Regions from separate parts of the Homo sapiens genome. Here region 2 is linked to region 1. The links are chromatin loops, found by intact Hi-C in ENCODE. Cell type or tissue: ascending aorta. All regions are shown on one strand. Links, peaks and the distances in the headings refer to the core of each region. The heading gives the core; the rest is flanking DNA.

Region 1 (16,265 bases), core at 5,712-10,711:
AACAGCAAGCCGATTCAGTAATAATGGAAAAATCTTTAAAGAATTATTGATGTTAAAATATGATAAAGGAATTCTTCCCTGTAGGGCAGAAAAGCCAGTTGCTTTATTCTTTTTAAGAAACAGTTGCAGGGTTGAGGTTTGGTATTATACTTCCATCCCAGGCATGCAAATCTACCTTTTAAAGGGCTGGTTGCCCAATTTTATGATGACCAATTTAGTTCCTGAATATGGGGTTCCTTTTATTTATAATTTATTACAGAGCCTCATCAAGTTATTACTAGAAAATACTAGATGGTTCTATTATGATAAAAATTGTATAAAAATTTCAAAATTCATATAATGTAAAAGGAGGAGAGTAAACAATCTTCTAGTGATTGGAAATATAACTAAAGCAACTTGATTATTTTTTAAGGTGTCATTTTTATTTTTTGAAGAAGCATTTATATTTAAAACTTGGTACTGATTATTAAGACAGGTACAGTTTAAATTGCCCATTTAAAAAATCGTATGTCATTCCCAAACTAACCTGTCCATATGCATAGAGAAAAATACGTCAAGTATGTACTCATTACTTTGGCCTTTCCTTAATCTGAATAATTTATTTTTATGAAACTTAGGATTTTTGTGATGTTGCTTCATCAGCTCATTTCCAAAACTGCTATATGATCTTATTCAGTGTTGCTTAATCTTAGGACCATTTTTCTTTCACTTATAGTCCTATAAGTTTTTTTTTTTTTTTGGCCACAGACTCTTTTGTTTCTGTCTTTAAATTAGTGGCTGTCTATGTTTTTAGTCCTCCCACTCACTACCAATTGCTCTCAATATGATGACAATTTAAGAGACTTATAGCAAGCTAATTGTTTTCCTTACATTTTCCCTATCTATAGATTTCTTTCCTCAAAGAGCTCTATGAGAAGTGTTAGGCATTAAAGCAACTTAATTGAAGTAATATATGTGTGAACTTAAATAAATTAAACATAACCAAAATGGTTATAATAAAAAATTCTAGTCTCTTGCCCTAACTCTCCCATCCTCTCTAGTTCTGTGACCCAAATGCAAACATTTTAAATCTTTCAGCTGTTTCTTCACATTTCTAATAATATTCCTACATAGCTGTTTCTCATTTTATCAATGTTAGTCAATATCTATTCACTTCTTATTCTGATAGAGGATTTAGCACTCTTCCTCTGCATCCCACCTGCTCTCCTTATCCCAAAGTAGTTTTATTACAATTTTTAGTTAAACCAGTTATCATTGTTTGTGGTTTTACTATGTAAATCTTGTTCACTGAAGCGTTTATGATTTCATTTATTTTCTTGCACAGTTTCTTTCCTTCTTTCGCCACTTCTAATCAAGGTTTCTGATTGTGTCTTTTCCTCACATCATTAATTGCTTCCCCAAAAGCTGTTAAAATCATCAATTTAATTTATTCCTCTGAAGACTTTCCTCCCAGACGTAGGTAGTTTGCTCTCCAGTCTGCTGGACAGTGCCATCGTGGGGATTGTTGTTGCACTCCAAGGTGGACTCTGTGTCAGTTTTTCTGATTCAGTTTTTATTTATTTTTTGTTATTTTAATTTCTGAGATACACGTGCAGAACGTGCAGGTTTGTTACATAGGTATGCGTGTGTGCCATGGTGGTTTGCTGCACTTATTGATCCATCATCTAGGTTCTCTCCACTTGCCCCCCTGCCCCCCATGTGCTCTGGTGTGTGTTGTTCCCCTCCCTGTGTCCGTGTGTTCTCATTGTTCCACTCCCACTTATGAGTGAGAACATGCGGTGTTTGGTTTTCTGTTCCTGCTGATTCACTCTTTCATTTTGTTGAAGCATATCCTACAGCAGCTTTCTAAGAAATTATGCAGGGAAAAAACCAATTTTTCAATTCTTAGTGTTTGAAAATACATTTATTTTTACCTTCTTTTGATTGAATTCTGGCTTAGAATTCTAGATTGTATGAAACTCCTAGACTGAAAAAATGATTTTTCTTCAGAAACTTACAGGCACTGCTTTATTGTCTTCTAGCATCCAGCATTACTATTGAGAGGCCTGAACCCATTAGGATTTTTGCTCCTTGTATGTGATATACTTATATTACCTTTTCTTTTTGAAAATTGTTAAGATTTTTCCCTGTACTTTTTTTTTGTTTTGAATTATTGCAATGGTGCATTTTGGTATGGTTCTTTGTCAGTATGGAGACTTGTTTCCTTTAGTTTGGTTTTGTGAACCTTTATTATACTATTTCTTTGATAATTTCCATTCTGTTTTTCTGGTCTCTCTTTCTGCAACTCTCATTAGATATTGGCATCCCGGATTGGTCTGCTGCTTCTCCTATAGGTCATAAGGATTACGCCCTCATGGTAGAATTAGTACCATTATAAAAGGGCAAATTTGGCCCCCTGTTGTTCTCTTTTGGCCCTTCCTCCTTTTGCCATGGGATGACACAGCAAGAAGGCCCTTGCCAGATGCTGGCACCTTATATTAGACTTCCCAGCCTCCATAACTGTGAACCAATATATATCTGTTCATTGTAAATCACCCAGTCTGTGGTATTCCACTATAACAGCACAAAGTGGACTAAGATGGCTACCTCCTTGCTGTATCCTCATATGTTGGAGTGAGAGAGCTCTGGTCTTTTCATCTTCTTATGAGGGCACCAATCCCATCATTGGGGTACCACTCTCATGACCTTATCTAAACCTAACTATCTCCCGAAGGCCCGTCTCCAAGCACCATCACATTGGGAATTAGGGATTCAACATATAGGTTTTGGAGCAGGAGACACAAACAGTCAGTTTGTAGTAAATATCATATCATTTTTTGGCTATAAATAAGTTTTTGAAGCTTTCTTTTCTTCCCTGAATTATCTTTATTTCTTTTATTTTCTTTCATTTCTTTCATATTTGCTTGCTTTATTATTTTAAACATAAAAATTTCATGGTTGTTTTATTCCATTCTGTCCCGAGTATTTTAGGTTCTGGGCCTCCCTGAGTTTCTAAAGAAATGAGTGGGTCTGTGTTATTCATATCTGTTTTAGATTTCTCTGCCCTGCTGAGTTGTCACTTTTTTGTCTTTGAAATATCTTGACCACTCCTGCCCACTCCTTTTCTCATTCATTCACTATTACTACTTGGGGTCTAAGAAATGAGACCCCAAGTAGTTATAATTTACTACTATCAATTAGAAATTAGAAATATCTTTAGTAATTTTTAATCAGTTTTTGCAATCAATATTTTGGTGCCCCAGTTAGAGATTTGGAATCTGTTTGGAAAAAAAATTAAAGTTTTATGTACCCAACGTTTAAAAGCCCTGTTGTCACTTGTAGTCTTGAGAGATAAAAACATAAAGGACAACTTGTTTCTTTTCAAGTATTCAGAAAGTGTCATAAAATTACCTTTCATCAACTTCAGGTTTAGGGTTAAAAATGTTCAATAAAACTACACTTTCTTTCTCTCCTCTGTGTCTCTTGACTACCTTTGAAGCACTTTTCACACCCATCAATGTACTTGGCTCTGAGTAACTTCTCAGCAGGCCCAATAGAAATGGTTGATAGTTACAAGCAGGTGTTGCTGACAACTCATGTTTCTCATTTTTACAGATCCAGTGTATTTTATCTCTGCCATCTCCTTTTTCCTTTTATAGCTTCTGAAATTGTGTTTTGTAAAAAGTCACTTGGCTATCTTCACACAGTTTCCTTGTTACAATAGGTAAATGTCAAAAGTGATCAGATGCAATATCAGACTTCCACTGAATTCCCCCAAGCCCTCCGGCAGATAATAACTTCTTGCAATATTTTCTTAATATAAATGGAAACAGATACTAACCCAGGCAAATGATCCCTCCTGAGCCAGCTGTCCTTTTCAATATATTATCCAGAAGATTACATGAATATTTATTGGCCCTCCAGTTACACATACAAGCCAAAGTTCCACTAACAGTGTATACAGTATGTTTTAACCTGAAAGAATGCAATTTCGCATGACTGGATAAAATTAAATATGAACAGACCCTCAAGCGAAGTGTTCAGGAGCTAGAAGATCTTGATCATATATTAACTTTGAAAACAACTTGCAGTGTGACCTCTGAATGGTCAAATAAATTATGTCAGTTCCCGGACTTGAAAAGTGAGACCATCACCACATGTGGTCTCTCTTTCTTATCCTTATCTTTCTTACCCAAGTATTGTACATTTTAACTTCATTTGGATTTCTGCTTATATGTACTTTCTCTCATGACTTATATTTTAAAGTGTTATAACTATATGTGTTTTCAGTTTTACTAAGCAAATATACATTTCCATAATTTTATTTGAGACTATCATCACAAAATGACTTTTATTATGCTAACGTAAGAAATGAATGGGAAATAAAAAAGGATTGAAGAGATTCAAAACGTGTTTTGTTGTCCATAATGAAATGCCAATTATACTGGAGGGGGAAGAGACTAAAAGTGAAAAAAAACTCCTTGGCAAAGATATGCAGATGGAAAAAAGCACACTAACGATCTTCAATATCATTAGTCTTTAGAGAAAAACGCAAACTAAAACCAAAATGATTTGAGAGGCTGAGGCAGGAGGATTGCTTGAGCCCAGGAATTCAAAACCAGCCTGGGCAACATAGGGATACCCCCATCTCTACCAAAAAAAACCACCCCCAAACCCCAAAATGACATACTACTATGCACCTATTGGAATGGCTAAACATTAAAAAAACCATAAAACCTAAAAATAACAAGTACTCACAAGGATAGGAAGCATCTGGAGCCTTCACACATGGAATATAAAATGGTACAGCCACTTTGGAAATTGGTACCATATGAATCAGCAATCCTACACCTAGATATTTACCAAGTGAAATAAAACCAATTTCCACACACAAAAAGACCTATATGAAAACGTTTATAGAAGCTTTATTTGTAATCACCAGAAACAGGAAACTACCAAAATGCCCCTCAACTAGGGAATGGATAAGCAAACTATGGTGCGTCTATACAATGGAATATTATTCAGCAATTGAAAATGAAACAAATATTGACACATGCAACAACATGGATGAATCTAAAATGCATTATGCTTAGTGGAGGAAGCCAGACTGAAAAGGCTACATGCTGTATCATTCCATTTATATAGGAGAGGCAAAACTTTAGAACAAAACAAATCAGTGCTTGCCAGGGCTGGGAGTGGGTGAACAGCTGATTCATTACAGCAGTAGTTATAACTAAACACATCTGTCAAAACTCAGAGTATAGACTAAAAAGGGTAAACTTTACTATATAGAAATTAAACCTTTAAAATAGGGGGAAAAGTGAAAAAGCAGAAGGAGATAAGAGGTTTTGGATGGAAATAAATAGAGATAAGTAAAAAGGAACTGATGTAGAATAACTAGGAGACAGGAGGTGAGCAGGGGAAAGTGTAAGGGTTGGAAGTCTTCAGAGAAGAAATCCTGTCTAATCTGAGTCATAAAACACAAACAGGACTTTGCCAGGTGGTCAAGGTTAGGGGAAGCAGGCAGCATAGTCACAGTGGTATGACTTGCAAAGACACAGATCTGTGGATTAGCAGTGTCTGTGTTGTGAGGGGTGAGAGTGCAGTGAGCACAGACATCAGTGGGCCCTGGAATAAAGAAGGAAAGCCAGGTCATGAAAGGTCTTAATGTCTATGCTAGGGGTTTGGAATTTATATTATAGCCAATTGAGGAGCCACTAATGGATTATGGCAGCTAAGTGAGATCATCAGACTCGTCTTAGAATGAGTCTGATGATAATAGGTAGTATGAAGGGTAGACTGAAGCATAGGGAGAGTGGGAATTAGGCTGGAGGCAGGGAAGTAATTTAAAGACCACCATAATACTCCAGAATTGTGCAGTCCAACATGGTAGCTACAAGCATCATGTGGCCATTTAATTATTTGAAATCAAAGATAATAAAAAATTAAATTCCGGGTCATGCCAGCCTCATTTCAAATGCTCCACAGCCACATGTGGCTAATGGCCATAATGTTGTATAGTGCAGGATAAAACATTTCCATATTGCAGAAAGTTCTGCTGCACAGTGCTAACCTAGAACCTTAAGGAAGGCATTAGCAGTGGTGGTAGGGAATGCCTAATGTATCCGTCTTATATCTGGAAAGCATGTTTGGGTAACAGTTTGCCTTCATTGCTCAAGAGTGACAAATATAATTGTGTATAAATTCCGCTAGGATATGAATGTAGGTACCTGGAGGTCTGCTTTAAAGCTTGTGATCATACACATCGATTAAAGCTAAGAGTGACTTAGCACCAGGAAGCATCAATATCAGTGATTAATTTGGCACCCAGGTTTTATTGTATTTCAATTTTGTCAAGCGTCTACAAGAATGTGGCTATTTTTCATCTTGCTGTTCATCTAGCAAGTCTAATAAACATCTGAATGAAGATTTCTAAGTTGAACTATTCTTCTACTTCATGTTATCTCAACTGCTCTGTGCCAGAAAACTATAAGAACAAAACCTTTTACATGTGCTCTTTCTTGCTTTCTGGAAGACCCTCCTCTCATGATGAATCCGTAAGTATACATCTTTATGATGAACAGACTTATAACAGAAGGTTTTAGGCACTTCACTCTTGAAAGCAGATGGTTCATCAGGTACCCAACATCTGGCCATTTTTGTAGAGCAAACCCTTGCCTGGCTTAGAGAAACAAGATCTTGGAGAGGTCAGATTGAAAAATGAAAATGGCAATGGCACACTCCACTATTTAGTTGATTTTCTCTGGCACTGCAAAAACCTTGGGAATGCCTAGTGATCTGACTCATCACCCAGAAAAGGCTGTCTGATTAATCTGCAGAAATGATTCCAACCAAGTACTCAGAATAGTTTGGTTGGGAACAAATCCAGCTTCAATTGCAAAATTATTGGTGGTCAAATGCACAAATAAAAAATCTTTTACCAAGATTTGGTGTGGTAGGAAAGAGTTTCGGTAGAAGCACTCCCTAAGTTCCTGATGGAAACTGGACATCAAAAAGAAATATTTTATCCCAGGCCAAATGGGAAAAATATCCCCTTATAATACCCTTTCAACATGACTGGACAAGGGTGATAAATAACAGTACTGTGTTCACTTAACAATTTGCTCTTAAAATGGTTCCACATGTGGAACAAGCTTCATTAGGACCCTTCTCTGAAATACTTTCTTATGTAGTTGATTGTTGGGAAGAAAGAGAAAAATAAAAAATCACAGAGAGCTTAATCCACCATGAGGCCCTGAATGCAGTATAAAGAAAAACTGTCTTTTGCAAAAGTGCCCTGCGGGCTCTGAATTTACTTGAACCTAATGTGGGAGAGTGATGGGCATCCTGCATTGGTAGAGGATCATCCTGTACATGATGCCTGGGGTCTCTTCGCAGTTGCAATCTCCCTGTACTATCTAGTGAATAAGAAGGAGCTGCAGGACATAAGCCCAGAGGAAACGGCCACTGATCACCCATTTATGAGCTTTCAAGGCAACTGAATAGCTAAAGGTAAGAAGATATCCACCTTATGCTGCTGCCTGGAGTCTTTGAACACAATAATAAGAACTCTCCTGAAAAATGATTCCCTAGTGGGGGAAACATGATTTATGAGGTCTATTCAACAGTAAGAAAAATAGTCCAGAATTTTAGAAAATGCATTGTGAACACACAGATTTTTTTGATAGATTGTATTGCTCCTCTTTTTGAGGATAAATAAGAATGATGGTGTTCTCTGCAGACTTATTCTACAATATAAAGATCCTTAAATTTGTTAGTGCTAGCAGAGTAAAATGTTTGCGTTTGTCTTTCTATTTTACTTCATAAATGCTTCAGTGTTCCGGTATCAGGGGACTTGGAGTTTGATGCTTTATATTTATATTTATATTTATATTTATATTTATATTTATATTTATATTTATATATTTGCACTTGTTTGCTTACTAGTAGGAACCAGGCGGCCAGGTTGTAATTTGGGAAAAAAAACTAGTCATGTTCAGGACTGAAAAAGCGGAATTGAATAAATAGGTCCTATTCATTCTGACCTCAGTGAGTACAATCCTATAAAGGAGTAATGTGATACAGAAGTTGTTTAGTTGGAACTGAAATGGGTTGCTTTGTTAATGAGAATTGTAAGTGAATAAATAATCTGAAGTAATACTTTTTTCTAAGGAGTCTGGGATGCCATCCAAATCCTCCTATTTAGGACTATATAATTATTGCTGAGGTGGTGCTCACACAGATGGATGACGGTTCCAAGGGTTGGTTCCAGGAGAGGTGAATCAGGGGGCACATTAAGGCCACTGCCTGGCCCTTCGGAGAACAAGGGTTTTGCAACCAAGAAATGTAAGATGACCGGGGCTGGCCAGAGGCAAAAAGACAGCTTCCCTACCCCTGACTTGTTAGGGTGCTCTCTCATCTGAGTCTTCATTCACCAGGCCCCAGGCTGACTGCTGAATCATTTACCCAGGCTGAGAACAACTGATGGCAACTCTGTATTCTGGGACATTGCTCCGGTTCTGCTTTATTATCGTGTGATTTCTCACTCTGGCCAAGGACCAGCTTTCATGTAATTCCTCCCCTAAGTGATCCTCTACTGCATCGCCCATTGTCAAAAATATGTCACGCTACCTTTGCGAGATGAAACAGCTAGGTTTGGGTGCGGAGTAACTTAGGACAGAGCACCAGTCACAGTCTTCCTTTTGATGAGGATTGCGCTGGATCACTGTATGAGAAGCATACAGCCCCATCGACATAAATGGCATGAAAATCCTTGAAAAAAACCTATCAGGAATTGTGAAGGATCCAAAGAAATGCCACCATTTCTTGCCCTTAAGCAACTCACAACTTTTGTGGGGAAAGCAAAACAAAAACACATGAAAAGTGAAATGACTATAATAGCAATAACAGACACAATAAAAGAAGGGAAGTCAGGAAGCAGTAAGCAATAGGCGATGTTTACTGTTTGGGCAATAGTCTCCACCTCCTAGGGGTGCTGTGAAGATTAAATATGGTGTAAGATTCCAAGCACAGTGCCTGGGAGAAACCTTCATACAAAATATTATTGCATAAGAGAAGCATACCAAGTGACAACAGGCAAAACATGGCCTCTGGGACAGGGTAAATAACTGAACCAGCTTTGATGGAATGGAACCTGTGAGGAGCTGCTGGCAAAAACAGATGCCCCAGGGTCTTGAATGGACAAGAGATGTGTTTAAGCTTTATCCTGCAGATATTTGTATCAGGAGTGTTATGGTCAAGGACTTGGTACAGGAGGACTGGATTGTATGTAGAAAGTGTGGTCTTTCTTGATGTACTTTGTATCATTAGCAACGATCTACCACTCCCCCCTTAGCCCCTGGCTACCTCATGGAACAGAAATTAAGTCACAATAATAAATGTGAAAAGACTTACTTGACTGAAAACATATTATATCAGCATAGATGATGAATACAGTCTTATCTTTGTTGTATATGTAGGCTTTCCCAGAGATTTTGAGGATATGTGCTTATCTTCGGCTTCAATTAGTTATATTAGAAGCCAGATACATGAGGGGAAAACCAGTACTTTATATAGGTTCCCCACCCCACTATTTCTTCTGCTATGAAAGCACTCACAGTAATATTGTGGGTGACACCACTGTGCCTCCTGAGTGAGCCACTCTCAGCATAATCAAAGCCCACAGTAAAAGCATTTGTGTTGTTGAAGGAATCCAAAGCAGGGATTCATTTAAGGAATAAGAGAACATTACATGTTGAGAAGCTGGTTAAGAACTCTGAAAGGGAACTTGTTTGTGCAAACCAGTGAGAAATAGAGAAATGAATGAGACTCACTTTCTAATTCCTATGTTCAACAGTGTGGGTATTTCAGTAGCTCTAGCAATGACTTTCGGAGATGGAACATTGATGGGTCAAAGTTTATAATGACATAGAGAAGGCTAAGGCACTAGGATAAGCACCAGTTGCATCTATTACCTGTGTTTTTAAGGCAATCAATGAACAAACCTCACTATGGAGGTTTGAAGAAAATTCACTGCCACAACCCAAATCCCAATAAAACCTAAAATGAATGGCTAATTGGTTGCTATTTGGAGGATTTACTGTAAGGCAGAGCTTTGTAAACATGATGCCACTGAAAGGGGCGTGCCTTAAATGTTACATGTGTGCCAAGACAGTTGGGGATGGTTGGGTGAGCTTGGTGAGGACCAGGCGTAGAGCCTCCTGGGGGACTGCCTCTTGCTGCCATCAGCCTCATTCGTTTTATCTCAGCTTGTTATACAAATGCCATCAATTTACAAGTGTGCCAAGAAGTGAAGGAGGTTGAAAAAACACTGCCTTATATTGCCTTGAAAGGGGAGCTGGGTTAGTGTATTTAAGTGATTGTTTAAGATAATTTCTTGACAGAGGTTGAGACGAACAAAAGAACTCAAAGTGTTAGGAGCCATTTTCATTATGTAATCAAAGGTAAAAGTAATAAAAGTTAAAATGATAGCTTAGCTAATGAAAAATATGATCTAGGCCTCAAACTTACCCAATACTTTTTTACACACCAACAAAACTAACTTAATACCTTATTTTCCATGCTGATTCCTGGCATCATGTAATTTAGAGCTGGAAGAGGATGTAAAGACCATCTTCTTTTATATTTTAAATGACAAAAGGACACAGGAAGACCAAGTGACTTGCTCAAGGGATACAATATTTGGTGGACAAGCTGGAGTGAGCCTTGGGCTCATTGTCCAATGTTCTTTTCATTTAGCTTGAATCTCCTTGTTTTGAGGCAAGAGTAGAGAGACCTTGGCTTTTGTTTTACTTTGTGCCTCCTCTAATTTCAATGATTATTCAGTGTTTGCATGGTTAGTGAGGTGAGTTTTGGTGGGGGAAATCCTAACTCACATCACTTCTATTTCATTTTGATTTCATCCCTTTTAGGAACCATACTCTAAAATGTCATAAAAGACCTGTTAGTGAAGTTTTAAAATCTCTAGGATAAGTTTTAATCTCCAAAGCCTATGGACATCATCAAGGACTTCGAGAAACTCACCAGGGTGCTTTATCAAAGATAACTAATTCCTTCCCTGAGCATCAGATTGCAGTGGCCTTAGGGAAAGTCAAGAATGACCAGGTCCAAACTTCAACCCATGCTGGAGAAAGCACACATGTGGAAACAAAGATTTTCAGCACCAGTCCTGAGCTGGAGGATTGCGAGGAGCCAGCAGCGTGCTGACCAGTGATGCACTTGCGGATAGGGACAGAAGATGAAATCAACACCACTAGAGGAACACCAATGAAGAAAGGAAGGATTGAAAAGTTTGTTCCCCTACTGCTGACTGTTTAGATTGATGCTATGACCACTGTCCTGAATATGTTCTAACCTGCTGCTTGTTATCCTATATCTAAGTTTAGAAATTCCCTCAATAGCCTGTCAACCTCCACCACCGATACCCAAGCTGCCATGTGTGTCTACCTCATATATTCCGGCATAACCTCCTGACAAGTGACAGAAAAGGTGGAGACTTTCAAATTATAGAAAAGGGCCACTTCATTACTTGTACCAAAGCCCTTCTTGGGAACCTCTGGTGGGAAAGTAGGTTTGTTAAGGAGGTAGGAAGCACCTATAAGGACAGGTGCTACAGCTGGACAATAAAACCTGGATGTCAGGACTTGGGTTTTGAGTAGGGAGGACCAAGGATTGGCCTGACAACCTCACTGCACGTAGCCCCTGGGACATTTTACAGAGCAAGCATCTAATCCATTGAGTCATAGGCTACCTGAGTCTTCTCTAACCTGTGCATGCAGACCTCAGTGAGAATGAAAACAGTTAGTCAATGGCAGAAAATGCTTCAAACTTCCCAAATACACCAAAGTTATCTGTTTTGGTGAAGTTTCTAACATTATTTCCAATTTTCTATGCTTAACAATAATATAGCAATGAACATTTTGCATATAAGTCTTTGTTCAAATCTTTTTAAGAATTTAAAGTGAAATTGCCTATTACAGTTTATTTTTATTCAAGGCTTTGTTCTGGAAACCACTTTAGTTTCCCTTGGGCCCAATGTTAAGGTCTGAAACAAATACATAATATTTTGCATAATGGGACCAACATGCCCAGGATGCTTCCCTGTTCTCACTGGAAGTCAAGAAGGATAATCTGGCTGGGCACAGTAGCTCATGCCTGTAATCCAAGCACTTTGGGAGGCCAAGGTGGACAGATCACTTGAGCCCAGGAGTTTGAGACTAGCCCAGGCAACATGGCAAAACCTCGTCTCTACTAAAAATACAAAAATTAGCTGGACATGGTGGTGCATGGTGGTCTAAGCTACCCAGGAGGCTGAGGTGGGAGGAGGATCACTTGAACCCAGGAGGTGAAGGTTGCAGTGAGCCCAGATCATGCCACTGCACCACTGCACTCCAGCCTGGGCAACAGGGTGAGACCATGGCTCAAAAAACAACAAAAACAACAAAACAAACAAACAAGCAAAAAGATATTCCTGCACTACAGATAGAAAGCTTCTAAGCTTCTAAAACCTGTCTACTCCTATGCAATGGTTGGCCTACTTGGTCACTGACCTCGGAAGGAAGCAGCTTGCTCCTTCATTACATTGATTGATATAAAGTTTTTTCCTTATTTCCTGGGGAAATAATATTTTGAAAACAAATCTGTCAGCCTTTGGTAAAGAGCATTACTAAATGCCAGCAAATAAGTAAGAAACCCTAACTCCCAGTTTCCCAATTAGCTGAGCATCACCTGTGCTTGGCAAAGTTGTTGTCTTGGCTGAAGAAGCTATGGACGTATCTCCATCCATAGGGAGGGAAAGTTTACATTTGGGTCCTTCTTCTCTCCTCTCTCCTCTGATAATATTTAATAGCAACATGTTTGCAAGGGAGATTCTAAAAGACATCCCCTTGAGTCTGAATTTCGATGATTTCCATTACTTTTATAGCTTATTGGCTTGTGAACTCTGGAGAGGGAAAACTGCAATTCTAGCCTGAAGCCTCAGCAAAGGCACCTCAGCTGGACTGACTTGGCCACCAGTACTCCAGTTGCCCCCATTGCTGACCTAGGCTGTAATTTGGTGGGTAGTGAGAAAGACTGTGTTCCCAGAAGGGCCACATGTGGGGAAGGGGACAGGGAGGGGAAGCTTCCCTCAGAGATATGTTCATCTGTGGCCCAGATTTAGCTGCCCTGGGAGAGTGGTGGCTCTGACTAATGGCTAACAGAACCTATAGCCAGAGTAAACTCTGCACTACTCGACAAGAGTGAGCTGGTGGAATGAAAGATAATTCCTAGAAGGGATGATATCTAGATAGCAGCAATGACATATTTAGTGCTTACTCTGAGCCAGTGCTCTTTTGAGCACTTCCACATATTCATCGAACTCTCATGGCAACCCCATGATTGAGGTATTAAAGTGTTCTTTTCTTCACACCGAGGAAACTGAGGCCCAAAGAGGTCATGTAACTTCCTCAAGGTCACATGGTTAGTAAGTGATAGAGCCATGTTTCAAGTCCAGATAGGATGATTGTAGCACCTGGGCTGTTAACCATGCCCTTTTCTTGCTTAAATGTAATGATGCTCCTATCAAAAGCAAAACAGCACTTAGTCCACCAAGAAAAAGCTCCCGAAGCCACGAAAAAAAAAACAAACCCAAAAAAAAACCCCAAAAAACAAAAACAAAACAAAACAAAAAACAGTGAATATGTTAATGATCCTTGGGCTCGGGTAAGACCTGAAGAGTAAAACAATGCAAACTCTGGGAATGATCGTGATTCTTAAGTACCTGATAGCATAAACCTCGGTCAGTCTCAGAGAGCCCAAAACCTTTGATATTTTGACCAGGGATATGTGGCACAAGGATGGCTTTTTACCATTCACGAGACACTTCGCATTTCTCTTCAAAATTAGAATTCAAAATTATCACAGATGTTAAGTATGAGGTAGCATCAGCTCCAGGAAGCTTTTAGGTGCATGTTGCAAATTACATACTGTAAATGCAACGTGCCATCAGTGAGTAAGCTGCTTTTGCCACAGAGCACGGGGCAACTTGCATTTTAAACTCCCTAAATTGAAAAGAAATAAACATGTGAAGAAAAGCCATGAAGCATCATGAACTGTAGGATATATTTCCACTCTCCAGGGTGAAGTAAAATAATATCATTTTGAAAGTGGTTAGAATTAAATTTTGGAGGTCAGTCTGATGCCATTTGGTAGGAAGAAAAATTCACATGTTAATTATAAGCATTTGCACCTATTGTTTTCCAAATCTACTTATGCATGGATTTTATTTGCAATAGGAAAAGTGTTTGTAGTTTCTTTACATAGTAAGTGCACATGTACACATACATACACACACACACACACATTCCCCTATACATTTAGAAATAAGGCTGTTATACTTCAAACAAAGCTGAGACTTTAACTACATGCTAAACACTTTCATTGTGGCCATATACTTTTTATTTTTATTCTAGTCCTTTAGGTATTCTGCCCCAATAAACAATTGGAAAGACTGGAATGGCTGCAAAATCTCTCTGTGAACACCTTCCTCAAGTGTAAATTATTGGAAGGCTGTTTATATAATTCATGAAAATCCTTAGTTTTGTATCCTTTTAATCTTGGTGAATCCATCGTACTGACAGAATTCTGCTTTTAGTCTATGCTTAAAGATTGGATTTATTTCTTCAGCTTTTCATGAAGAAAAAGGGAAATGAAATTGTACTTTCAGATGTATGTAATTTGGCTTCTGCACATATTCGCTGAGGTTTAATGCTTCTGTAGTTTTCACTCCTGAATTTATCAAGGCTTAAGCCAAACAGGGCAATTCTCTCCATGAGGTTCTGGTGGTTTTCTTTCTTTCTTTTATTTTTATTTTTTTGATAACATTAACTTTATCACATAAAGTTCTTATTCATTCTCAACAACTTTATTTCTTGAGTATTGCTTAATACTCACCCCTCCCCTATCCCACATGTGCTAGAAACTCCCACAGTTTATAAGAATTTTAGGACTACAACGTACGTGCATTTATTTACTTTCTCTTAGTGCTCCTTTATTTTCGTGTTTCCATACCCAACATTTTGGGCCAAATCACTTCAACATGAAAAATGCACAAATTTTCCTATCCTCTCTTCTGTTCTACTGCTTGCAGGCTGCTGAATGAGCTCTGGAAGACTGTGGTAGAAAAGGAAAAACAACCAAGGAAGCCTGAGAATCTGAAAAGGTGGCCAGTTGGAAGACAAATATGGGCTATGACTGTCACCTGTTGTATAGGATCATAGAACCTTAGAGCTGGAGGAGCTTCAGAAGTTGCGTTCATCTACTTCTCCTCCCTCTACTGCTACCCAGGGGAGGGTGAAACTGCCTTTGCCAAATTGTAACCGAGGAAACTATGACAGTGGAAGAAATCAGACCTAACCGACTCCATCTTGCTTCTAATCTTTAAGTCGTCCTTGTTCATTCCTGGGCATAGGCCAAGCTAACTTTGAGAAGGAATTCAGTTCATGGTTTGACTTAAACAAAATTGATAACAGCTCTTTCCCTGAAAGACCCGCTTCTTGCCTGGGGACCAATCTGCCTTTGTAGGACTAACAAATTAGCCTCAAGATTAGAAATTACAGTTTAGGGGTCATGCAGCCTCTGGCTCCTAGAGTCTGAACCTCCCCAAATTGCTCCTGGGGATAACATCACTATTGTAAAACCTAAGATCAGTGCTTGAGATATTTTGCAGACCTTGCACTCAGTGTATCAGCTGACACCACCCAGACCAGTAATCTGCTTTAACCAGGTCTGCCATCCCACCCAGGAACAGAAGACAGCAAGAAAACCACACTTCGACCCCCTATGATTCCATCTCCAACCCAACCACATCAGCACTCCCCATTTCCCAAGCCCCTACCCACCAAATTATCTTTAAAAACTCTGATCCCTGAATGCTCGGGGAGACTGATTTGAGTAATAATAAAACTCTGTCTCCCCGCACAGCCGGCTCTACGTAAATTACTCTTTCTCCATCGCAATTCCCGTCTTGATAAATTGGCTCTGCTAGGCAGCGGGCAATGTGAAGCCATTGGGCAGTTACAAAGTCACCAGTGTCTCTGAACCTACAGGGATGTTTAAATGGCCTTCTGACTATATCTCATGCTTCCACTCTTGCTTTCTCCCCCACCCCCAACCCTTTGGTTTCAATTTCCACAAGCATTTAGACTCATCTTTTACAAATATAAGTCAGATTTCAGTCCACTGCTTAAAACCCTCCAATGGTTCCCATGGACTTAGACTACAGTTGA
Region 2 (16,265 bases), core at 6,225-11,224, 62 kb after region 1:
TTCTATTGGGCATGATTATTTAAAAACTGCTTGCTAAATTTCGCCTTTGCTGCTTGCCTCACAGATCATAGGACACTATTCCCCTCATCACCCAGAAACTATTACACCTCGCTTGGCGTCCTAGCCTTTCTCAATTCTAAGCATTTTGCTAGGCTTGGTTCTCCTGAAAATATTAATTTTGGGGCATCTCTTCACCCATTTTCATAGGGAAACAGGAACAGAGATACAGAAAACCTTTTCTTCAGCCTTTCTGAGTTGAGGTAGTCTTCACTATAAAACCAAGTTTATAGAAAAAGAGCCATATTCTTTAAAATAATAGTAATAGTAATAGTTTGTTTTAGTTTCTGGTCTTTATTTCCCCTACTTCTGTAGAAAGCTGTATATTAGAATTCTCTGGTGGGATTAAAATTTTTTTTATAATGATCTGACTCATGTTTTTCGTACTGATCATGTATTGATTTTTATCCTTAGCAACTTGTTGTGTGTTTGAGTGTGCATTTGTGTGTGTACAAATGCAAATGTATTTATTTAATCTTGCGTCTTATGATAAAAGCAAAAGAGCTCAAGATATAGTTGTAAGTTAAATGAAATATGGATAAGAACATAAAACAAAAGAGAATAAATGGAAAAATTTAGATGTAGCTAATATAGAAACTAGATGCATTTTTAAAATTTATTTTTAAATAGATGCGTTTTAATATAAAGCACAAAACTGATTACACCTGTAAAATCTGTCTTCTTTGGAACCAGAAATAAAACTAGAATATATTTGTAACTCTGCATCTAAGAGCATAGTGAGATGGGCAGAGAAACAGACACACATTGCAAATTGTTTAGGCAGGAAATCCTGGTACTTGAAAATGACAGAAGAAAAAAGACAACACTGATTTCATTATTGAAATGTAAATTAAATCTACATGTCAACTAAACACGATTTATTTTTTTCTTGAGACAGGGTCTCACTTGGTCACCCCACGCTGAAGTGCAGTGGCGTGATCTTAGCCCACTGCAACCTCTACCTCCCAGGCTAAAGCGATCCTCCCTCCTCAGCCTCCTGAGTAGCTGGGACCACAGGCATCTGCCACCACACCCAGCTAATTTTTGTATTTTTAGTAGAGATGGGGTTTCCCCATGGTGGTCAGGCTGGTCTCAAACTCCTGGCTTAAAGTGATCTGCCCACCTCAGCCTCCCAAAGTGCTGGGATTACAGATGTGAGCCACTGCGCCTGGCCCAAAATACAACTTTTAATGAACTGCAGAAATATGGTTGCCAGATAAAATATATACCCAGCCAAATTTGAATTTTGGAGAAAACAATGAATAATTTTTTTGGATGTAAGTATGTTCCATATATAGCATGAGACATATACTACATGGGACATACTGCTATTAAAAATTATTTGATACTTCTGGAACCTATTCATATTAAAATTATTCATTGTTTGAAATTCAATTTAATTAGGAATTCTATATTTTTATTTGCGAAATCTGGTCATCCTATATAGAGAACAATTTATATATGTCCCTGGTAACCATTTTAAAATAAAAACACAATAGTAACATCTACTGCAGGTAATATTTATTTCATTCAGAAAAAAAAGCCCTGAAAATATTTACTATTTCCTTTATTGTCAGGAATCTTGATTTTGAGAAACCTTAGAACATTCCATTTGCTATACAGATCATTGCATTGTGCTGACTGCCTTCTCATTGGGATCCTGGACTGAGGGCACCTCATGTGATACAGGATGCTGTGGCCAATGCTAGTGCCACAAAAGGCCATTTTCAAACTGCTTGATGCAAATTAGAGTGGCTCTTTTCAGAACTTACTTTTCCTGACACATGATAACCAAAATGAAAGAACATCAATGTCTTTACAGTAGATCTGAAGTGGAGATCCCCTCTCTGGGTGTGCATTTGTGTGGTAACAGTTTTATTATTATTTATTTTCACAGGGCAAAAAGATTATGAACTTTCTTAAAATCACCCCAATTCAAATAAGAGTTCAAAATACAATGAAGAGCAACTTTAATCTATCATGATATCGTCAATTTGGCATAACACCAAGACAACTTTTCTTTTTCCTTTTCCTTTCTTTTTTTTTTTTTTTGAGATGGAGTCTTGCTCTGTTGCCTAGGCTGGAGTGCAGTGGCGTGATCTTGGCTCACTGCAACCTCCGCCTCCCGGGTTCCAGCGATTCTCTTGCCTCAGCCTCCTGAATAGCTGGGACTACAGGTGTGTGCCACCATGCCCAGCTAATTTTTGTATTTTTTAGTAGAGATGGGGTTTCACCATATTGGCCAGGCTGGTCTCAAACTCCTGATCTCATGATCCACCCGACTCGGCCTCCCAAAGTGGTGGAATTACAGGCGTGAGCCACCGCGCCTGGCCGCCAAGACAACTTTTCAAGATTTTCAGGAATTTTCCCAAACAGAACTAAGTCTTTCAACATCCTTCTGTATTCCAGTCGATACACTGAACTCCCATTTGCAGAATGTGAAATAGTTTCTCCTTTAGCTGAAATATTTGCTAGAACATATGATTCTACTTTTGAAGATTACTGTTACAACGTCATGTATTTCATAGGGGATTCTGCAGTTACTAAATATGATGGAGATGCTGGGGAAACACTTTCTAGTTCTCTTTTTTTTAAGCACAGAAGAGGAGTAGGAACGACTTTTAAACAAAGATATGTTTCACTACTGATTTCCATGCCCTAAAGCTGTGTGTTCTGTTTTACATAAGAAAAGGAGACAAAATAATTTGAATACACTTAACATTGTTGAGCTGTACACTGAGATGTAAGATAAGTTTTATGTTATGTGTATTTTACCACAATTAAATTTTTTTCAAGCAATAAAAGAAAAAAGTGAAAAGAGAGAACAAAAGTGTGCACATATCACATGTGTAAGAGAGAAAAAAGAGAAAGTAATAAATGGAGAGAGTTTTTTTTTCACAGTCCCTGTGATGCCCTGCTGGAAGACAGGAAACTCACCTGAACACCCACACAGACCTTTCTACCTCTTAAATTATCCTTTTTTATGAAGGATTGTAGGGAATAAACTGAATTCACATTCTCACTACATTTCTGAAAATATTTCAGGGATTATGGAGAAACTCTTTCAATACAAGAAACTGTTTTTTAAAAGTTTCCCAAAGAGGAAAAAAAGCCCCAGGGCTTTTATAATCTCCATTTAGGGTTAATTGGATGGAGAAAAATACCACTAATAAAATTAATGTTTAATTTAAAGATCCTCCCATTCTCCCACAGCCTGGAAAACAGACCTAAGCTTTCCATCAAAAATTTAGCCTTTGGTAAATGTAAGCCAGCAGAGTCATGAGCTAATTTCCATGAGAACTAGTTCAATGTTATTCACTTTTTTTCTGGTTTTTGACTGATTCATGTATTCCTTATTAAAATTCATTAAATGGGTTAAGCCCTGCAGTTCTTTGAGATAATTTGTTTAAGCTGCTCGAAGTGGGTAAAAGGGCAATTTTTCCTAATGAAACTGACCTAGGCTAAGAAAAGACCTGTCCCTTAGCAAGAGTGGAAGACACACTACTGCCAGTACTCAAACATCACATCACCATGTGTTAGCCAAGCAATACGTTCAATTTGCAAAGAAAATTTCACATAACTACCATCTTTGACCTGCAGAATCCATTTTTGTTGTTGTTGTTGTTTTTTGTTTTGTTAAGATGGAGTCTCACTCTGTCACTCAGTGCAGTGGCCTGATCTCGGCTCACTGTAACCTCCGCCTCCCAGGTTCAAGCAGTTCTCTGCCTCAGCCTCCCAAGTAGCTGGGATTACAGGCGCCCACCACCATGCCCGGCTAATTTTTGTATTTTTAGTAGAGAAGGGGTTTCACTATCTTGGCCAGGCTGGTCTCGAACTCCTGACCTCGTGATCCATCCACCTCGGCCTCCCAAAGTGGCTTTTTTTTTTTTTTTTTTTTAATATGGGGAGCTGAGGCTTTCTCTGCAATGCTTTAAAAACGATCCTTTCTGTACCTTTTAAATAAAAGTGTTTTTCTTAGAAACACTGTAAAATTGTTTTCAAACAGCCATTTCTCCCCTGGCTTTGTTCCTTATGGAGAGAGCCATCCAACCATTTCAAGTAATCCCAATGACTATCAAAAGGATAAATCTGCACATATTGTCTTCTGATAAACTCAGCTATATAAAGGATAGGTTCAAAATAATGCAGGCAAGGTGAAAAGCCTTAAACAGGAATAAAGGAATGGACTGGAAGAGGAAGAATTGTGCTAGGAAGGCTAAAACTCAGAGTGAGGTGAGTCTGGAAGAAAATATTAACAACTACAAAGGGCTTTTTATTTATGTTCTGAGCAAGATAAGGGGAATAAAGAGAGAAACCTGCTCTGGGTTTATGGCACACTGTAAAAAATTGGCAAAGAAAATGTGGAAGGCAATCAATACTTGCAAATGGAAAAATCCAGTTCTGACATTTTTTAAAAAATGGTGAATGTATAGCATTTTTTTTTTTTTTTGGGAAATCCATCTAGAAAGATTTTAAAGTAATTTAAGATGGATTACATGTCTGTTTGGTATTTTACACCAACATTAAATACATCTTTATTGAGTTGTTGGTGTCTTACAAGCATCATAAATTCAATACAGAAATGGAATCTTTTATCTTTCCTCCCAAATCCACTCTTCACTCTTTAGTGTTCCTTATTTTGGGAAATTTCACCTGCCCTCTGAGGTTTTAAGACAGGAACCTGGCCGGGCGCGGTGGCTCACGCCTGTAATCCCAGCACTTTGGGAGGCCGAGGCAGGTGGATCACGAGGTCAGGAGATCGAGACCATCTGGGCTAACACGGTGAAACCCTGTCTCTACTAAAAATACAAAAAATTAGCCGGGCGTGGTGGCGGGCGCCTGTAGTCCCAGCTACTTGGGAGGCTGAGGCAGGAGAATGGCGTGAACCCGGGAGGCGGAGCTTGCAGTGAGCTGAGATCGCGCCACTGCACTCCACCCTGGGCGACAGAGCAAGACTCTGTCTCAAAAAAAAAAAAAAAAAAAAAAAAGACAGGAACCTAAAAGTCATTCTTTTTTTTTTTTGAGACGGAGTCTCGCTCTGTTGCCCAGGCTGGAGAGCAGTGGCGCGATCTCGGCTCACTGCAAGCTCCGCCTTACGGGTTCAGGCCATTCTCCTGTCTCAGCCTCCCGAGTAGCTGGGACTACAGGCGTGCACCATCACGCCCCACTAAAATTTGTATTTTTAGTAGAGATGGGGGTTTCACCATGTTGGCCAGGATGGTCTTGATCTCCTGACCTCATGATCTGCCCACCATGGCTTCCCAAAGTGCTGGGATTACAGGTGTGAGTCACCGTGCCTGGCCTGAAAGTCATTCTTAACACTTTCCTTTCCTTTCCTTCCATACCACCAAATTTCCGTCTTTTCTGTCTCCGAAATCTATTTCAAATCTCCTTCTATTTACCTCCATGGCCACCATTGTAATTCACGCCCTATTTTCTCTTGCTTGAGCTGAAACAACAGCAAATTTGACGATGTCACTGAATTTGATTATGCTTGAAAATCCTTCAGTGAATTCCTGTTACAGTTGAGACGAAACGCAAAACCTACAAGGCTCTGAAGAAATTGGCTGCTACCTATTCCTTGGCCAGAGCATGCGTCACTCCTCTTCAATTGTTGAAGTTCCTTAAGCCAGGTGTTTTTAACCACAGGGCCTTTGCACCAACTCCTTTATTTGTCCACTCTTTCTTACTCTTTACATAGCTATCTCTGACCCTTTTTTATGTGTCAGCTTAAGTATCATTTTCTCAGAGATGTCTCTGACCTTTCATTGTTAATCAAGTTTCCTTATTATAGTTTTTCATTGTATCCTGCATTTTTCCTTTATATGGTTCTATTTGTAATTATATTTATTAGATCATATTTATTAATGTCATAATTTTAAAATTATTAGTTTAATGTCCATCTCCCCCATTAGAGCATAAATTCCATTAGTGGAGATATTATACCTATTTTCTTCATCATGTATCCCCAGTACTTAGCAAATACCTGACACACAGTGGATACTTCAGTAGACCTAATTGAATGGCTCAGTAATGGTAGTGAAGGGTGAGGAATGTAGGATACAGAGACATAGTCAAAAGATACTCGGGAGAACTGATGAGTCCCGGAGATTTGCTGGGGATGGAGAAGTACTATAAAGGAGAAGATGAAATCTGTGATGACTTCTAGCTTGGGAACTTGAGTGTATGATGGTGTTGTTGGCTGAGATAAAAAAAGAGGCTTGTTTGAGTGGAGTCTCATGAGTTAGATTATGGGCAAAATAAGTCGGAGGTGCCTTTGGGAGTATGGGTTCAAATGTAGTTTGAACTACATTTTGAAGTTTGCACCAAAATGAGTTTGAGTTTAGGTGTTTAAGTTCTATAGTAATTGGCTCTACTGTGTGGTGCTCAGAGATATGTGTCAGGTAAAACTTAAAATAATGCAGCAAAATTGTGTTGCATGAAAAGTGAAATCCTTGGATTTGTAGAAGAATGAGTGAAGTGTTTGAAAAGTAACAGAGATCCAAGTAGAAAGAAAGCTTCAAGAAGTAGTAGATGTAAATATTCATAATACAAGACTTTTTATTGGTTTGTCAGAGAGGAGGGTCACTGGTGACCTCAGTGGAAGCAGTTCAATTGCCAAGACAAAGGCAGAAATCAGATTGCAGTGGGTTTGAAGAAATGGAAGGTGAGGAAGTGGGACTGAGAAATGGTTATGGGGTTGAAGAAGCAGTGTCATAGTGGCTACAGGGGAATAAAGCCCTCCATAAAGAGATTTCTTTTTGGTGGGATAAGCATGCTAACATCCAGATGAGAAGGAACCTGAGTAGAGACAGTGTGAAGATTCAGTAGGAAAGAGGCTAACTGGTGAAATCATTTCATGAGACAAGAGAGGGTGTGATCTAGAGCACCAGGGGAGACATTCACCTTAATTGGGAGAGGAGGCACCCAAATCCTTATCAAGAGGCTGGAGCAGATCTCTCAGTGGGTGAACCCCCCAGGATCTGCCCCATGGGGAGGGATGGGACTAGACAGGAGAATTCACTTACAGTGGCAGAGATTGGTAAGATCAATGGGAATCTTAGGGGTCCTGGTTATGAGGCAAAGATAGAAACAGGAACACAATTTCTGAGGTGGTGGAGTGAGAGTTATGCACACAGAATATGGGGTAAAACTGACTTGGGTTCTAGTCCCAGCTCCACCTCTCACTAGCTATGTGGTCTCACATATATGGGTGGGCACATGCTATCAGGATGGACTCCTGGGCTGTGAGGGAGACCCTGGATTTGCTTTGTGGCTCACAGATGCATGACTGTGATTGAGTCCCCTAACCTCTCAGAGGCTCAGATTCTTTTTTCTGGAACAAAGTAAAGATAATAACAAACTATTTTAATAGTAATGCACTTTACATTCTATCAATATAAAGTGGAATGTTTGTTCATTTAATGCTTTTGATGGATTTCAAATTCTATTTCTACAAAGTAGAGGTCTGCTTTTCAGCAAGGTGTTCAACAATTTATTGCCACAACAGATGCATGTTATTTTTCCTTCACTGTTTTCCACTTTTTGTTCTTTTAAGCTTACTTTTAAATGCTTTTGAGCTGCCTTATGCTGTATGGACTACGACTTGTTTTGATTTGCTTTATCTTTTTCAATCACTGTTTTCATCCCATTGGAGTTTTCCAGTTCCTCCTGATCCTGGTTAGGTGAGAAGGTTTAACCTCACTCCAGTCTCTGTGCTCTAGTATAGACTGTGCCTCCAGCTTCAATGATTATGCTACCATTATTCTTTTATGAATTGCTTCTAACTTTGCATTTTCCTGTAAGTATTTATACGATTATTTACATTTACGCAACTTAACTAGTTTTAGTGCTTGCTACAGTTCGTTTTATACCAGTACTTCTCTATTTGAGGATTTTGAATTTTGATTCCTCTCTTAATGTATCTCCTCAAATAATTGTTTGGTGTGATAGGTGGAACAGTGGCCCCCACAAAGATATCCACATGCTTATCCTCAAAACCTGCGTGTAGGCTACTTTACAAGGCAAAAGATAATTTGCAGATGTGATTAAGGCTAAAGGCCTTCAGATGCAAAGAGTATCTTTGATTATACAGGTGGGCCCAACCTACTACACGAGTCCTTTCAAGAGAGGAAACGTTCCTGGCTGCAGCTAGAGAGAGATGGCAGCGTGAGGAGGCTCTGACTTGCTGCAGCTGCCCTGAAGATACGGGAAGGGTGTCACCGGCTATGGGGTGCTGGAGGCCTCTGGAAGTGGATTCTCTTCTAACAACTACAGAAAAGAATGCTGTTGTGCTGACATTTTGATTTTAGCCCAGTGACATCTGTGCTGGATTTCTGACCTACAGTACTATAAGGTCAGTTTATATTGTTTTAAGCCACTAAGTTTGTAAGGAATGTATTATGGTAGCAGTAGCAAATCCATATAGCTGGCATCTTTCCTAAGCACTTCCATGTGAATTCTAGTTTCAAATGAAACTAGATCTCAACTGCTTACTGCAGCCTTGACTTACTGGGCTCAGATGATTCTTGCACCTCAGCCTCTCAAGTAGCCAGTGGGATTACAGGCATGTACTGCCACACCCGGTTAACTTTTTGTATTTTTAGATGGGGTTTCACCATGTTGCCCACACTGGTCTCAAATTCCTGGGCTCAAGTGATCCCCTGCCTTGGCCTCCTAAAGTGTTGGGATTACAGCGTGAGCCACCACACCCAGCCAAGACTTTTCTATTGTCCTCTGATATTTAGTGATGGAAGGAGAAGCCTGGATCTGCTCAATTTTTATTGGTAAGTCACCTTTCATTTTCCTCCCAGAAAAATTGCACTTTAAAATCCTTTCTAGTGCTTTATAAATTACCAGAATATGCCTAAGTGTTAATTTGTTTTCATCAATTCTTCCTGGACTATAGCAAGAGCATTTGCTTTGGGATTTCTCTGAAGTCTTTCTACTCAAGATGTGGTTTGAGACCTGCAGCATCAGCCTCACCTGGGAGTTTGTTAGGAATCTCAGACCTAAGATTTATACTGAATCAGATTTGCATCTTGACAGGGTCCCCAGGTGACTAATGCACATTCCAGAAGTCCTGATAAAGGTTATTCTATTTGTAGATTTGATCTTGACTCTTTTATTAGAGTCCTGAATTTTTTTGTCCTTTGACTCCCTACGATCAATATTTATCAAAAGAGAGACATGCTTCTTCCTCTCCTCCAAGAGGTCATAGTCAAAGCTCTTGGTTCACACTTCTGTTAAGTTTAGCCTAAAGCTGCCTCCTTACCTATTTTAAGTTCAGCCTAAGAGTTTCTCTGTACATGGTGAACTACTAATCTAACTGGATGTGTAAACAGACCATAACCTGCTCTTGTGCCAGAGTTTCGGCCAAAGGCAGCCAACTGTTCGAATCGTGTTCAAATCAGGGAAATGTCAAGCTGTAACCAATCTGAGCTGTACCTCAATTCCATTTTTGTAGGTTACTTTGCTTCTGTCCATAAATCTTTGTCGATCATGCGACAGTGTTGGGGTGTCTATGAACCTATTCTGGTTTGAGGGCTGCCTGATTCACGAATCATTCTTTGCTCAAACTCTGTCAAATTTAATCTAAGGTTTTCCTTCTAACACTTCTTTCCCTTCCTCTGGTAACTCAGGCATACTACTCCCCCAACCTCCCCAGCCTAGGTTTGGTCTCCTATTTGAAACACCCAATCCAAACCAGAATTACCTGGGAGAGTGATGTGCATGTGATTGCTGTTGAGTTGGAATAAAACGTGAGACCTACTGCTCCATAATTGGAGACCTCCTCATGTTGACCTCTACATCATTAACTTCTTGCAGCATCAGGTCTGGTTCTCACTGATGTTAATGAATGTTTTCACCTGCTGAGGTAATCCGAAGCCCACTGATTTGTCTATTTCAGACTTCTTTATCAAGCATTACTTTGTGTGGTCTTTGCATTTTGAGCGGCCGTGCCCATTTCTCCTTTTTAAATATTACATCTTCTAGCATCTGAGGATCCCAAGTATGTTTTCTGAGTTTCTTGTTTTCTGTAGTAAATCTTTTTCAGTGTCATGCTCTTCTAATCTTCAAGGCTAAACATTCCTTTTTAAAATACTTACCTATTTTGTTATAGATGCCATCCTCCATTTAAAAATCAATTATTGCTAGAATCTGTGAATCCCTGATACTATCTTTTTGATGTCTTGGCACTTTACTGGGATGTTGGGAGATATGAGATATGAGATATCAATATGAGACTTTGGCCTGATGTCATTTTAAGATTTCTTAGCATAATCTATTAATGTTAAGAGCAATTTATTTCTATCTCTACTTTGGTCTACAAATCTAGATCTTTTACTTTTTAAAAGTAAGATCTGGAATATAGGTAGAACTGATGTTTATTTCTTGTTTTGACTAACCAGCTAAGACTTGAAATCAATCTTCCCTTAAGACTATGGCTTCCCTGATTAACAATAGTTGTTACTACTTGTGGAGATAAAGCACAAAAATCATCAGAGGATTACCCCTGCAATGTATTTTCTCATAACTACAATAGCAAGAAATAGGGATTAAGAACAAACTTGTTTGCTTTACAGTGGGGATTCTTGGTGCAACTGACTTCTCTTTCTCCCTGTTTATTTTTCGTATCCCCAGGTTCTCCTGTAGAACTTCCCAGGCAGAAGAAAAGATAATTCTAATGGTTCTGCTGTGGAGCAGAGAGTCACAGCTTGCATCACAGTCCACGGATCACCAAGAGGAACCTTACTGACTACTGGTGAGTCAATGTTTTACATCACATGAAGACAAAAGAGGATCACGGATGTCATTTTAGTTTGGGTTCTCACAAAAGCAGACCCTGAGAGGAGGACTTGGGTGACTCTACGAAGCATAAAGCGAAGAATGGGGAAAGTGATTCAGGGAAGGGAAACGTTAATGAATAGATTATTGTGTTGAGCAGCTGGGGCTTAGTCTCATCGTGGATCTTCTGAAAAACCACGAGAACATGGGGGGATAAGGATTGTTCTCCTATGGTGTTAACTCTCCTGCATTCTCGGTTGTGCCTGCTTTAAGGCTGAGGAAGTATCTGTGGTGCCACAGAAAGTTCTTCATTACAGAATAAGAGGCTGGTGCTTGAGGTAGAACTATCAGTTTGCTAGAAGCATCCCAGCCATCTGTGGACTTGGGTCAGCTGAGAGGATATGAGTAAGACATCAACACCACCTGTTGTAGATGCTGTTGATGAAAACAGGCAAACCATACCTGTGGTAGGAGGAAAATGTAACTATGCACTTAGAGTGATGATTTTTTGGGAAGAAGGGATTTACATAGCATTAAAATGGAGATGGAAAACGAGTCCATTCTTTTGCCAACTCTGATCAACTGCTGCCTGGAGTGCTGTGGTGGGGATTCTCAACGGCCTCAGCAGGAAATCATCTTTATTGATTAGCAACCCCAGCCATGGGAATGGAGGAAAAGGGGGTAGCAAGTGGGCACTGTTTTGCCACTCTGTTTTAAAGTGGAGGCTAATTTTTATTAATGAGTTGAGTGAACATATCTCTAATGAAATAAAATCTTCCACAGATTTGGCCTTTTAAAAATGCACAGATGTAAAGTGCCTTTGGTTAATGGGAGAATTCTCCAATTGTTGCAAGACTGGGGTAGACTTATGAGGCATAGCAGTTAAATAAGCATTAGCTTTGTTATTTTGGCACAATTTTTCTGGTAAACATGCTAATCTCTTTCCCACTGATACATAAAAAATGAAATAGTCATAGTATGAACTGAAAGTATGAAGAGATCAAGGTGGAGAAAATGTAAGAGTGTCAATACCTAGTCCTAGCATCAATGCTGAGACAGGCGTAATCTGCCATCATGTTTTAAGGAAATATCACCATTCACCCTGGGACATATTTAAACTGTTATCTGAGTCCAACAATAACAACCTGTGCCATAGCAATTCAAGTTGATTTCAGGTCCTGTGGTTATTTTCTAAATAGTCCTCAATTCTCATGTCCCATGCTGCATCTGAGTAATTCACTGTCAGGTCCTGCCTGGCCTACTGCAGCCAACCTACCTGCCTCCTGCTCGTACCTTCATCCATCTGCTCTTCACAGTGTAGTCACAACAGTCTTTTCAAAGAATAAATCTGATCATGTCACTCATCTACTTGAAACCTTGTAATTGGCTTCCCCATGCTTGTAAGAACAAAGTGAAAATCCTTTGTAGGACCCTAGTCTGTTCCCCATCCGTTTTTCTAGCCTCACCTCGCTCTGGTGCTCAGCTCCTATGTGCTTTGCTTTCTCTCCTCCGGCCACAGGGACCTTCTTTCAGACTCTTCAGTCTCCCTCTTACCACAAGGTCATTGAGCCTGCTTCTCTGCCCTGCTGACCCAGCTAACTCCTGTTTCTCCTTTAGATCTTGGTTTGCTCCAGGGTCACTTCAGAGGTAACTTCCCAGACTTGTCTAAACCAAACCCGATAGAGGCTCTCATAGCTGCATAAACCTCAATGCTACTTCCCATTTCCATGGTTGAGACCACTAATTCGTAAAGGTATTTCCCCTCTTTGGGTCTAAATAATAGAAGTTTGCTATATTACACTTCTTGGGGCTAGAAGTCTGAGATCAAGGTGTTGGTAGGGTTGGTTCCTGCTAAGGGTTGCTGGGGAAAGATCTGTTCAGTCCTCACTCCTGGCCTCTGGAGTTGGCTGGAAATCTTTGCCATTCCTTGGCTTTTCAGATCTCTGCCTTCATCTTCACAGACATGCACACAGGGGATGGCATCTCCAATGTTCTCCTTTTTAATAAGGACACAAGTTCTATTGGACTAGTGGCTCACCCTACTCCAGTATGACTTTGTTTTAATTAACGACCTCTGGAATGGCCCTATGTCAAATAAGTTCACATTCTGAGGTACTGGGGGTAAGAACTTCAATATATAAATTTGAGGGTGGGAACACAATTCAACCTTTAACAACCCCTTACATTAACCTCCCTGGGCCAAAGTTTTTGCATCTGTTACAATTGGAATTCAGGTGCATGTTTCTGGGATAACTTTTCTCTCCCCTATGGGTTTAATTTCCTGAGGGCAGGGATCTTACGTGTATGTATTCATTCTCCAGTTCCTAGCACAGTACCTAGTGTAGGGTAGGTGCTCAATAAATACTTGTTGCGTGAAAGGAAACATCAAAATGTATTTTTACCAATACTCAATTTTTATTTCTCTGTGGTGTATCTCTCATGTAGCAGTTTGTCATTGAAATGGCAATTTTGGATATATTGTCACATTCTTTATGAAATCTGTGTGAAGGAGGCAGGAAAGGGATGACTACACATATCTTACAGAAGGAAGTAGAGTTCTGATGGCATCCCAGGCATGCAACAGGGAGATGGCAGAACTGAGACTTGGCCCACACCCTCTCTGACTCCAGGTCTAGAGTTCTTTTCCCACACCAATTTGCCATAGCAAGATGGCAGGGCATTATGCAATTAGCAGACTAGTTACTTGCCATGATCTTGTCCTAAAATCTTTCAGGTCAGCACAAAGACCTGTAATAATTATTTGGATGTTGCTTGTTGGTTTTATATTCAATGGAACAGAAGAGGCCAGCAATAGTGACCACTTGGTAGCCTGGGGGCTGTAGTGGCAGAGAATGAGGTTCTTGGCACATCATAATCTCCTGTGTATTTACTTAGATGCATGACTATAAGGGGCATCATTTCAAGCTGCCGTTTTACTTAGGAAAAAAAGTTGGAGACCCTCTGATGTCCCACATGGGCAGAACTAGGGTTGGAAAGAGAATAGACACAGATATATGGCACTGAGGGAGCCAGATATGGTTAGGCCAAGAGCCTTCTACAACTCTGAAGTTTTCAAGAATATTTTATTGCTCTATTGCATAGATGAGAGACTGAAGGAAGTTCTCCTGGGCTGCCAGCAATGTGCCTTGGTTGAGTCATGATGTATGTATTACAAGTCTGTGGCATGTTGGAACCATAGGGGACCTTCCAGCCAATGGATTCTGCCTTTGCAGATGTACATACGAGGGCTTCCCACTGAATCATCATGGAGCTGATGACAATCACTAGAAGTGATGTAAATCTTTCAGAGAAGGGGAAAATCAGCACTTAAACTCACTAGTAGTTGACTTCTAAACTAAATAACACCATGTTTTATTTTGGTTTTAATCTTAGAAAAACAGTGAAGGCAGGGGCCATGCTTGTTAATAATTGTATTGTTAACAAGCATATTGTTAACAATTAACTTTTAGTGATACCACAATATTTTTCAGCTGAATTGAATTCAATTAAGTTGACAGCTTATTTTTGAACAATTTCCCATCTTCAAGTCACTTAACAAAGAAGCCTGCAAACAATGTTGGCTTTCAGGTTTCTAAAGAGAAACAGGGTTTGAAAAAGTATGAGCCACCTCTGTCACCTGCATATGACAAAGGAAGTGTGTTTGTGTCACCTGGACCCACCTAGGGACTCTGTGGGTCTGTTTTGCTTTCTGAAGCTGCATTAGTAGCGTGGGGCTCATTCTCAGCTTGGATTCTTCACACAGCGTCAGTGGGGACTAATCTAGGTTTTTTCCTAATGGAATTAACAAGTCGAGAACCACACTTTACAGCCCAACAGCGCCTCTTCACAGCTGGCACCTGCTCATACCGAACCTGGTGCTTCATCATAGCCGACATTTTGTGCCTCTTCTGTCCTCGTCTACCTCCCACGTGAAGGGGAACTGGAACATTATCTTCTTTGCTATGGATGAAGGTCAAATTGTGTCTCTAATGGCTGCTCTGGCTGACTGGGCTGCTCTGATTAATGATGACTAATGTTTTACAGAGGATCGTGGAGAACGTGCCTCGTCTACCTTCCTAATGAGATAAGGGTTCACTCCTGAGTCCTTATTTTCTCACTTTATACACGTTCCCTTGGGGTCTCCCTCTCTCTCATGGTTTTAGCTTCTGTCTGCAGGAGAGGAATTGGTAGTGCTGTGTTTCTAAGCCTGACCTCTGCTACTTACACTAAGTGCCCCTCACTTCTCTCTCAACGATTCCCTCACTCATTCATTTACTTATTCATCATTAAATGCATATTGATTGAATGGCTACTGCAGGCCCAGCACTGTCTATCTGGACAGCTTACCAAGACAAAGGTATGACTTCATTTTGCTGAATCTGCTACACCTGCTTCCTCCATCTGCACCCACTTTTCTCTTCTCACTGAGGCATTCTCCTGGGTTGAGTTCATTTTATCCTCAGGGCCTCTCGTACTACTGAAAACATCTAATCTCCTTCTAAATCAGCCTTGTCCTTCCCCCCCACCGATGTCAAGACCAACTGTTCAGCTGTATTTACACTGACTATTCTACAGGGCCCACAGACTCACATCCAATAATGAATGTAATCTCTTCCCCCACAACTTGCCCTTCTCCAACAGTCATGGTGCTATAGCAAACCATTCTCCAATCCAGAAACCTGGGGCTCATTGCAAATTTGTCCATTCCATCCTCCCTTTCACATTCTGTCATTCCTTGATGTCGCTGGTATTGACCTCTTCTCTCGACTCTTGCTTCCTACTATTTGATTCAGAGCCCCAGTACCTCAGAACTTCTTGCCTATAGTACTGTAAATGACTTCTAACTATTCCTTCCTTTCCTCTATTCCTGTCCTGCCCAATCCATTCTTTCCATTGCTGCTAGAGGAATCTTTGTAAGGCACAAATTTGAGCATAGTACTTCTCTTTTCTTCTATAGTGGTGTCCTATTTGCTGCAGAATGGAGTCCAAACTCCTTATTATACAACCTACTCCATGACCTGGCCCTGCCTGCAGCTCCAGCCCCACTGCTTACAAAGTTCCACCTCAGAGCCCTCTGTCTGTCTGCCCCACTCCATTTGCAGCTCTCAGAACACCTGGGCTGTGTGACAACTCTATCTTTGCCCTGCTGGGCCCATTTCTACCTAGAACTCCTACCCCATCCTGATTGCCTGGCACGAAGTTACCTCTTTATAATTCTTATCTCATGCACCACCTCTGAAATGCTGTCACCACTCTTTCTCTTCCTGGTAGAACTGACCAATCTTGCCGTGTCCCCCCACCCATGGTACCCTGGCTGCACTCTCATCACAGCACCTGGAACACACCAGGACACTTCATTGTTATGTGCCTTGGGCTAAGTAGATTATAAGCTTCTTGAGGGCAGGGGCAACATCCTGTTT

The links. A loop is a pair of places that touch in the nucleus more often than their neighbours do. Peaks named below come from ENCODE experiments on the same cell type or tissue, not always from the same donor. Only the 100,000 strongest peaks of a DNase experiment are listed, where the experiment ranks them.
Region 2: a loop joins it to region 1, with 2.0 times the contacts of the local background. A loop is called at or near these places in 4 of 110 quality-filtered maps.

Annotation. Positions count from the first base shown.
Region 1 is chr7:78,143,201-78,159,465 of GRCh38, forward strand. The region is part of intron 16 of MAGI2 (membrane associated guanylate kinase, WW and PDZ domain containing 2); the gene reads right to left. Among named protein-coding and RNA genes, the nearest start is that of DDX3ILA1, 160 kb to the left of the region's middle. In ascending aorta, for the core only: no CTCF peak of the experiment used is centred there; a DNase peak (open chromatin) is centred at 8,327; H3K27ac peaks cover 2,027 bases.
Region 2 is chr7:78,204,201-78,220,465 of GRCh38, forward strand. All of the region lies in intron 10 of MAGI2 (membrane associated guanylate kinase, WW and PDZ domain containing 2), which reads right to left. LOC124901684 (a long non-coding RNA gene) reads left to right here. Exons shown (of 3, transcript XR_007060400.1): 2 at 8,153-8,413; 3 at 10,702-11,043. Among named protein-coding and RNA genes, the nearest start is that of DDX3ILA1, 220 kb to the left of the region's middle. In ascending aorta, for the core only: no CTCF peak of the experiment used is centred there; no DNase peak of the experiment used is centred there.